Linked DNA regions of Homo sapiens: region 1 is linked to region 2. A link is a contact called in ENCODE Hi-C or POLR2A ChIA-PET data. All regions are on one chromosome and are shown on one strand. Each heading gives the region's core, a stretch centred on a gene start or an enhancer-like site at or near the end of the contact. The rest is flanking DNA. Distances are from core to core; before and after follow the strand shown.

What was found. A loop is a pair of places that touch in the nucleus more often than their neighbours do. ChIA-PET counts read pairs that join two places held with the same protein, here RNA polymerase II (POLR2A). Pooled maps may share reads with other maps.
Region 1: a pooled map shows a loop between it and region 2 (4-fold over the local background). The contact joins two enhancer-like sites. A Hi-C loop is called at or near these places in 2 of 168 maps with a recorded cell type or tissue (A673 and CD4-positive, alpha-beta memory T cell), 11 of 37 single-sample maps with no recorded cell type and 13 of 50 pooled maps. POLR2A ChIA-PET finds 5 or more read pairs at or near these places in 4 of 52 experiments (GM12878, K562, MCF 10A and 1 more).

What each region holds. Positions count from the first base shown.
Region 1 is chr20:4,971,270-4,975,237 of GRCh38, forward strand. All of the region lies in intron 1 of SLC23A2 (solute carrier family 23 member 2), which reads right to left. Among named protein-coding and RNA genes, the nearest start is that of SLC23A2, 28 kb to the right of the region's middle. RefSeq lists enhancers at 1,853-3,052, 2,308-2,617 and a silencer at 2,040-2,240. Within about 2 kb of position 2,367, at least 27 of the 41 ENCODE cell types and tissues checked have a DNase peak (open chromatin) inside an H3K27ac peak, as active enhancers do; they include OCI-LY7, where a contact is called at or near this core.
Region 2 is chr20:5,189,681-5,193,803 of GRCh38, forward strand. CDS2 (CDP-diacylglycerol synthase 2) reads left to right here. Exons shown (of 13, transcript NM_003818.4): 12 at 55-158; 13 at 422-4,123. The coding sequence ends at 554. Among named protein-coding and RNA genes, the nearest start is that of CDS2, 65 kb to the left of the region's middle. RefSeq lists a silencer at 870-939 and enhancers at 2,508-2,597, 3,371-3,420. Within about 2 kb of position 2,816, at least 11 of the 41 ENCODE cell types and tissues checked have a DNase peak (open chromatin) inside an H3K27ac peak, as active enhancers do; they include OCI-LY7, where a contact is called at or near this core.

The DNA of each region.
Region 1 (3,968 bases), core at 1,117-3,616, 220 kb before region 2:
CAGCCTGAGCAATAGGGTGGTCTCTACAAAACACACACACACACACACACACACACACACACACAAATTAGCCAAGTGTGGTGGTGCACACCTGTGATCCCAGCTACTCAGGAGACTGAGAGGTGGAGAATCACCTGAGCCCAGGAGGTTGAGGTTGCAGTGAGCTGTGCAACCGCACTCCAGCTTGGATGACAGAGTGAGACTCTGTCTCAAAAATAAATAAATAAATAAAAAGCAATTTTGGGCCAGGCACGGTGGTTCACACCTGTAGGGAGGCTGGGATGGGAGGATCACTTGAGGCCAGGAGTTCAAGACCAGCCTGGGCAACATAGTGAAACCTTGTCTCTACAAAAAAAAAAAAAAAAAAATTATCTCGTCGTGGTGGCACACACCTGTAGTCACAGCTACTCAGGAGGCTGAGGCAGGAGGATTCCTTGAGCCCAGGAGGTCAAGGCTGCAGTGAGCCATGACTGTGCCACTGCAGTCCTACTTGGGCAACAGAGCAACACGCCATCTCAAAACAAAAGCAAAAAAAGTGATTTGCACTCAGTTGGGATTTCTCCATTGATAACTTTTAAACTCCATATTCCCTAGCACAGGGTCTTTGATTTAAAAAAAATAAATAAATAAGTCACTTTCTGTTAAAGCCTCTTAAAAATGTACTAGCACACGGGGAGGGTGCTTCTCAAAAAGCCGGTCACATTCTGTTTCTCAAACTGGGATATGAGCAGGTACACAGATGTTTCTTTTACTATTTATTAAACGGCTATGTTTTATCCACTCTTGTACCTATGCATATGTTCCACAATAAAGGGAACCCAGAGCCTGACTCAGTGGCTGTCTTGGGAACAGCCATCCCAGCCCCAGCCATGAGCCTGGCCCTCCCTTGTGAAGAAAAACGTGCAAGGCAACCAACAGTTTAGCCAGATTTTCACTGGAAAATCCTTATGTTGAGACATCAACTTTTACCATTTGTTCTTGGGCAAGTTAGCATCAACAATCGCCAACGGCCCCAAGTTAAATAGCACACAAATGCCATCAGACTGGTACCAGTCCAGCCTTCAAGGAACCATTAATGAGTCTTTTTTTTTTTTTTAATTTTGGAAACTAAACACTGGTCTTGTGCTATTTGGGAAAAAATACTCACTTTAAATTATTAGAACGTGAATGAAGAAATTGATGTCTTTCCCTTTCTAAAACATTTTGCATGCAAGGAAAAAAAAAGTAGTAATTTATTTCTCAAAATAAAATCTCTACACATAAATCTATCTTAAGCTATGTGGGGGTTTTTGGGGGGTTTTTTGGGGTTTTTTTGTTGTTGTTGTTGTTTTAAATGAGACAGAGTCTCGCTCTATCAGCCAGGCTGGAGTGCCGTGGCGCAATCTTGGCTCACTACAACCTCCACTCCCGGGTTCAAGCGATTCTCTTGCCTCAGCCTCCCGAGCAGCTGGGATTACAGGTGCCCGCCACCATGCCTGGCTAATTTTTTGTATTTTTAGTAGAGACACGGTTTCACCATGCTGGCCAGGCTGGTCTTGAACTCGACCTTAGGTGATCCACCCGCCTCGGCTCCCAAAGTGCTGGGATTACAGGCACAAGCCACTATGCCAAGCCTTAAGCTATGTTTATCAGAAATTTGCAATGTCAGAAGGGAGGCACAAAGGTGACATCCATCAATGTCTAGTCAAGAGGAATAATGAAAAGAACATGAGAAAAGAAAACAAGAGAGACACTTTAAAAGAATGGCTTACTTTCAGTTAAGTTATAATAACAAATACAGTTCCTTGAAAAATACAGGTTGTACAATATGTGTGGTTATGATTTCACTTTTATTAAAAGGATAATTACATAGTATGCATTTGTGTACACAGAACAGGGCTGGCAAGGATACAGATCAAACTGCTTTGAAGTGGTGGGGGGACATAAGAAAAGATCGTGTGACCTTCTCAATTTACTAAACACAAGTCTGACAAGCTAGAATTATTTTTCAACATGTGTATGCTTCTTTTGCAAATCCTTTAAAAAACTATTAATTAAAAACGGCTCCATGAGGGCAAAGTGCAAATTAACAGAATGTCATTTTTAGCTACAAATCATTGGAAAATTCTGAATGGGGAAGCGAAAGTACTATGACTCCTTAAAGACATGTTTTTGGAGAGTATTTTTCTAAGCTGAGTGGCAAGATGGCTGGAAGGACTTAACTACTGCACAGAACAAGTACTGAGACCAAACCACAGAACTGGGTCAGAGGTTTTAATACTGGGAACATGCAAATACATTTTTGAGAAAGGAATCTCTGAGGAAGGAGTTAAGAAGGAATCACGATACAAACAAAAACAAGACTGAGCTATCAGTAAGCAACCTTGAACTTCTGGCAGAGCGCTCCGCTGAATGCCCCTCCCATTCGTGGGTTCCACCGCACTCTGGAAACATGAAAACTGTCCTTTGCACGCAAGGCTACGGGGCTGAGATCAAAGCCTGGGCGCTGCGGCAGGTCAGAGGAAACATCACTTGGGACACACTCATGGCCACATGACTTTCCCCCATCAAGGCCCGCTGAACTCTCAAGAATCTGTTCACAGTGCTTCTGTTGCTTCTTAATTAGGATGTGCAAAAGTACATACTACATGCTGTGGTTTCCAGACACTGACTTCATACAGAAAACATTCAACAAAAAACTGGGGAAGAAATACTACAGAATTGCCATCTGTGTATCTTACTATGTTATTTAACATCTACCACTGACTCAACATCATTTCCTTAAAAAGGGATGTTAACTCTTCAAAAGCAGGAAGGAGAGAATGCCAGGGCCAGTATCATAACAGGCCAGAACCTTTGAACAGCCAAATCATTCTATCAATTCAGTAGATGCCAAAAAGGCTGACAAAACACTTCCTCCTGATTTAAAAAGCAAAAACCAGCCAGGCGCGGTGGTTTATGCCTGTAATCCCAGCACTTTGGGAGGCTGAGGTGGGTGGATCACCTGAGGTCAGGAGTTGGTCAGCCTGACCAACATGGAGAAACTCCATCTCTACTAAAAATACAAAATTAGCCAGGCATGGTGGCGCATGCCTGTAATTCCAGCTACTCGGGAAGGCTGAGGCAGGAGAATCGCTTGAACCCAGGAGGCGGAGGTTGCGGTGAGCCGAGATCGCGCATTGCACTCCAGCCTGGGCAAGAAGAGCGAAACTCCGTCTCAAAAAATAAAAAAAATAATAATAATAAAAATAAATAAAAAGCAAAAACCAAATATCTTCAATGCAAATTAAAAGATACTTCCTGAATATGACAAATATCTTCTGAAAACAAGGGCAAACTCAAACACTACATATTCTTCATGCTTTGGCATTTTGTTTTTTAAGTTTATTTTTAACCTTATACTACCCTTATATCCTTTATCCTTATACTATCATTCCCAATGTTTGTATTTTTTTCAAGGTCTTACAAAAGAGGCACATGTATGCACTTGAAAATCTTGATGAAATGGGCAATTTTGGGGGGAAAGCTATTTTTTCAGTGTTTTTGTTTTTGTTTTTGAGACGGAGTCTCGCTCTGTCACCTAGGCTGGAGTGCAGTAGCGTGATCTCAGCTCACTGCAACCTCCGCCTCCAGGGCTCAAGCGATTCTCCTGCCTCAGCCTCCCGAGTAGCTGGGATTGCAGGGCCCACCACCACACCTGGCTAATTTTTGTATTTTTAGTAGAGATGGGGTTTCATCATGTTGACCAGGCTGGTCTTGAACTCCTGACCTCAAGTGATCCACCCGCCTTGGTCTCCCAAAATGCTGGATTACAGGTGTGAGCCACCGTGCCTGGCCAAAAACTATTTTTTGAAAACCTGAACAAGTAACAATAAATGGAGAAAATTACAAAAGCAAATTACTCTTTTCCAAAAGGTGCTAGGCCCAGACAAATTCTTAGTTATTTCCCAGCCTTCCTCGTAAGAAATGGGAAATGAAAAAGCTTCCCA
Region 2 (4,123 bases), core at 1,566-4,065:
GGATTGGTTAGTGGCTGAGCCCAAGTTCACCCATCCTTCCCCTGCCTCTAACAGGACTTTGCCAATACCATTCCTGGCCATGGAGGCATCATGGATCGCTTTGACTGCCAGTATCTGATGGCCACCTTTGTCAATGTATACATCGCCAGTTTTATCAGGTATAGTACCTTTCCATCTGAACCAAGTTGGTGGATTTTTAAGTACGGTGCAATTCTAGAATTTTAGCGGCATCTAAGTTCCAGTGAAAAGCATCCCAAATAATGCAGTTTTCAGTTGTTTCTGCTTACAGATTTTCTGAGGCCTCCTGTCATCTGTTAATAGATAACTCTCTGATCCAGAGATCAGAGCAGCCACTCAGATAATCAGGCCCTGGAAGCTTCCGGGCCCTAGCTCAGTGCTGTTTCTTCACATTCTGTTCCAGAGGCCCTAACCCAAGCAAACTGATTCAGCAGTTCCTGACTTTACGGCCAGATCAGCAGCTCCACATCTTCAACACGCTGCGGTCTCATCTGATCGACAAAGGGATGCTGACATCCACCACAGAGGACGAGTAGGGGCCACCCAGGGCCAGGAGAACAGGAACAGAACTGAGCAGGGGCAGGTCTCCAAGGCAAGCCCAGCTGGTGTGACTTAGACAATGACGAGGCTTCAACTCACTGTCTTTTTTTTTTTTTTTTGGAGGGTATTTTTTATTTGTGGGTTCAAAAAATCTGTATATACAGTCTATGTGTTTAGAATTTGTGTTGTAAGTAAACTACAGCTTTGAGTTGGAAAGAAGTCACGGGTTGTAAAACCATTTGGATTTTTTTAAAACAAAAGTATTAATAATCTGGAAGACAGTGTTGCCCAGGTCAGGAGTGTTTTCTTGGTGGTTCCAGCCCCCATCAATTGAACTGTTTCTGGGCTCAGTCAGACACAGACATTCATCTGTGTCTGACCAAATCAGGGGACTTCCCCACCTGTGGTGGGAGGCACAGCTTAGATGTTTTGTACACCTGGTCTTTTCTAGAAATCCCTGCTTGGAGCTGCAGAAGGGTTGCCTTCTGTAGGTCGGAGGAATGGAGGCTTACTAACCAGGTAAGCCTTCTATGCATCCACACCAAAATCCTGCAGAATGTAAGTAAGCTCTGCTTTATAAGATGGGTTCACCTTCATCGCAGACTGAAAGTTTCAGTTTTTATTTTTTTCAGAAAGCACGAAAAATTATTTATAATAGTCTGGAGAAAAAACACACTGTAATATTTCAAGTGTATGCAGTAGAATGTACTGTAACTGAGCCCTTTCCCACATGTCTAGGCTCCAATGTCTCCTGTAGGTCCACCTAACTGTGTGTTTTCAGGGACAATGCCATCCATGTTTGTGCTGTAGACTTGCTGCTGCTGAATCCTTTCTGGGGACTTTCTCATCGGGCAGGGAGCAGAGGGCTTCTCGTTCATGCACCCTTTGCCTGAACACCCATGTAGCTGCTGTGTTGTGTATATATTACTCTTAAGAGGAGTGTGTGTGTCTGTGTTTGTTTTAAAAGTCACTTATTTCTTACAGTGATTTCAATTGCACCATGACTTCTTCACTAAAACCACAAAGTCCTGCTTAAAACTATGGAAAACCTAACCTGATTAGAGCCTTGACTATTTTGAAGATTAAATGCACACTTTTTATATAATGTGACCAGTTTAAATGTAGTTTGTATTGTACTGGGGGACCTTTCGTTGTTGTTGTTTGCTTAAACTGTGATTTTTTTTCCCCTCCCTAATTTCAGGGGTGAGATTGACTTTGGGAAGACAGATTAGTTCTTTGTCAGGCCAACAAGTGATGGAGTGCGGGAGAGAGAACTTGGCACCCAAATATATCAAACTATTCCGTGCCGTGGATGTTTTCATTGCCAACGAGGGTGTAATGATTTGCTTCTGCACCTTGGTCTAGTGCTGGTTTGTGGTGTTTTTGTTTGTAAATTAGCCTCACTGCCTCCCTGAAAGTGCACAGTCAGCCCAGGTCTCTAGAGTGTCCAGCAGAGGATGGAGCCCTCGGGATGTTTCAGCTCACACATCCTTGAGTGACTTCCCATATGTGTGTGGGGCTGAAGCGGCTTCTTTCCGCTGAACTTTTATTTCCATTTCAGCCTCGTGGCTTCTCTTATTCAGGTCCAAGGCCCCTTAAAAACAAAACATATTATCGCAAGGGCTTTCATTTCAGTATTGGCTGTGTCACTGGCAGGATGCATCACTCTCCAGGGCCTCTTTTTCGGAGCTACTCCCAATTCCACTCTTCTGTGATTCTGGCTGAGCAAGTTCATGCCGGTAGAGGCTCATTAAGTGAGGTCCTGGGCACCCCCCAAACAGGAAGTGTTTTCAGGCCCTTACATGCTTATCCTTAAGGTGAGTAGGTATCTCAGCAGCACACCCGAACAGTAAAGGTGATCAATAACGAAACTGTAGTTTTCAGATTGAAGAATGAACCTGGATCACCAAACTAGATACCGAAAGGGCTCCTCATTTGTCTCTTTTGTCCCATTGTGGGCATATGGTGGGCTCCTTGAGAGGAGGGAGTCTCAGCTGGGGCCTGGCTGCAGAGACCTGCTCTTGAATAGGGCTGCCTTTGGGATCAGGGAGCCGAGCATACTGGGCAAGGCTCATCATGTTCCTTTGTGGAAGTGGTTACTTGGTGGGGGTGGGGTGGGGAAGGGGGGTCTAGGAAGCCGAAGCTGAGTGCGCACTAGAGCTGCTAGCAGGCAGGCCAGAGGGTCAGCTTGTGTTTTATTTTCTGATTTCTCCTGCATGCTTTCTGGAGATGAGGATTTTTTGTCAGGTAGCTAGGAGAGCACTGCCACCTTGTGTCCATATAGCACAATGTTTCTCTTTCCTATTCACAGACAAGATTCAAGAAACCATTTTTACGTGTGTACATTCAAATCTTCATGAATGGCATCACTTGCTTTAGACCCATTTTTTTTTTATTGGTCAGAAATAAAATGTGACTGCAACTGTGTGCCCTCCCTTGTCGTGAATTCCCTGTTTATCACTTCCATGCATGGTTTTATGCTTCTCATTTGTTTATGTATTCATGAATACTGCATAGTCCTGATTCAGAGACTTTTGCTTTGCTTTCCAACTTGTATCCCTACATTCTCACAACAGCCTTCTTACCTCGGGTGAGAGTCATGAGCACCTTACCAGGCAGGGAGCTTCCCCAGGATAGTGTGGTGGAGTCAGGACTCACTCCATCCTGCACTTTACCCACAGGACACCTGGAGGGTCCCCCAGCCCTGCTTGCTTTTGTGAACGTCGTGTGAGTACACCGAGGTGTTGCAGCTTTCCTTCCCTCTAGCTCAGGAGGCCTGGCCTGAGCCAGGTTGGAGCTTAAATTGCTGTTGGCTCCTGCCTGGTGGAACAAGGGGGTCATAGAAACCAGGGCTGATGGGCACCCCCCAGCCCCTGGGAGCTCTGCTCATGACCGCTCACAGGGTACCGAGTCTTTGCCTTTTGTGTGTGCGCATGCTGCCCTCTTAACTGCTTTTAGTATTCAGAAAGGTTCCATTTATGTTTTACTCCTGAAAGTGAAACCCTCTTAGGCAACTTGTTTCATATTCTGGGCATTTTAGTAGCTACAGTATTTTGCATTTAAAATGTAATTACTCTTAGTATTGTACAGCCCTATAATGTATGAGAACTAGTTTCACATCCTTTGAAACTAATCTCTTTCATTGGGGAGGATACAACTTTTGACTTTACACAGGTGGACTTTGAATCCATTTTTATAGAATTTTTTTCCACTGTAACTTGACCTATATTATGCAAGAAAATCCCAAAAATATGTTTTAAGGGAGACTACACAGACCTTGTGATTTGGTCTGAGCTAGTTGCTGAGTTGACTGGAGCCTTATTTGAATGGATCTTTGAGTTGAGATCTTCACACTGTCAGTGAGCCCTTGGCTCAGCCCTTGTCACCTGTTTGTATGGGGACCATGTTTCCCAAAGCTCAGGTTCATCTCCACTATTGACAGAGTCGGGTAGTGGGAGAGTATAAGTGACTTGAGACAGAGTGTCCTTGCTCAGAAAACTGTGAAGCAGGGGTCTTGTTAGTTACAAAGCCAGTCCTAGTTGCATGTCCAAGGGGGTAGATTTTC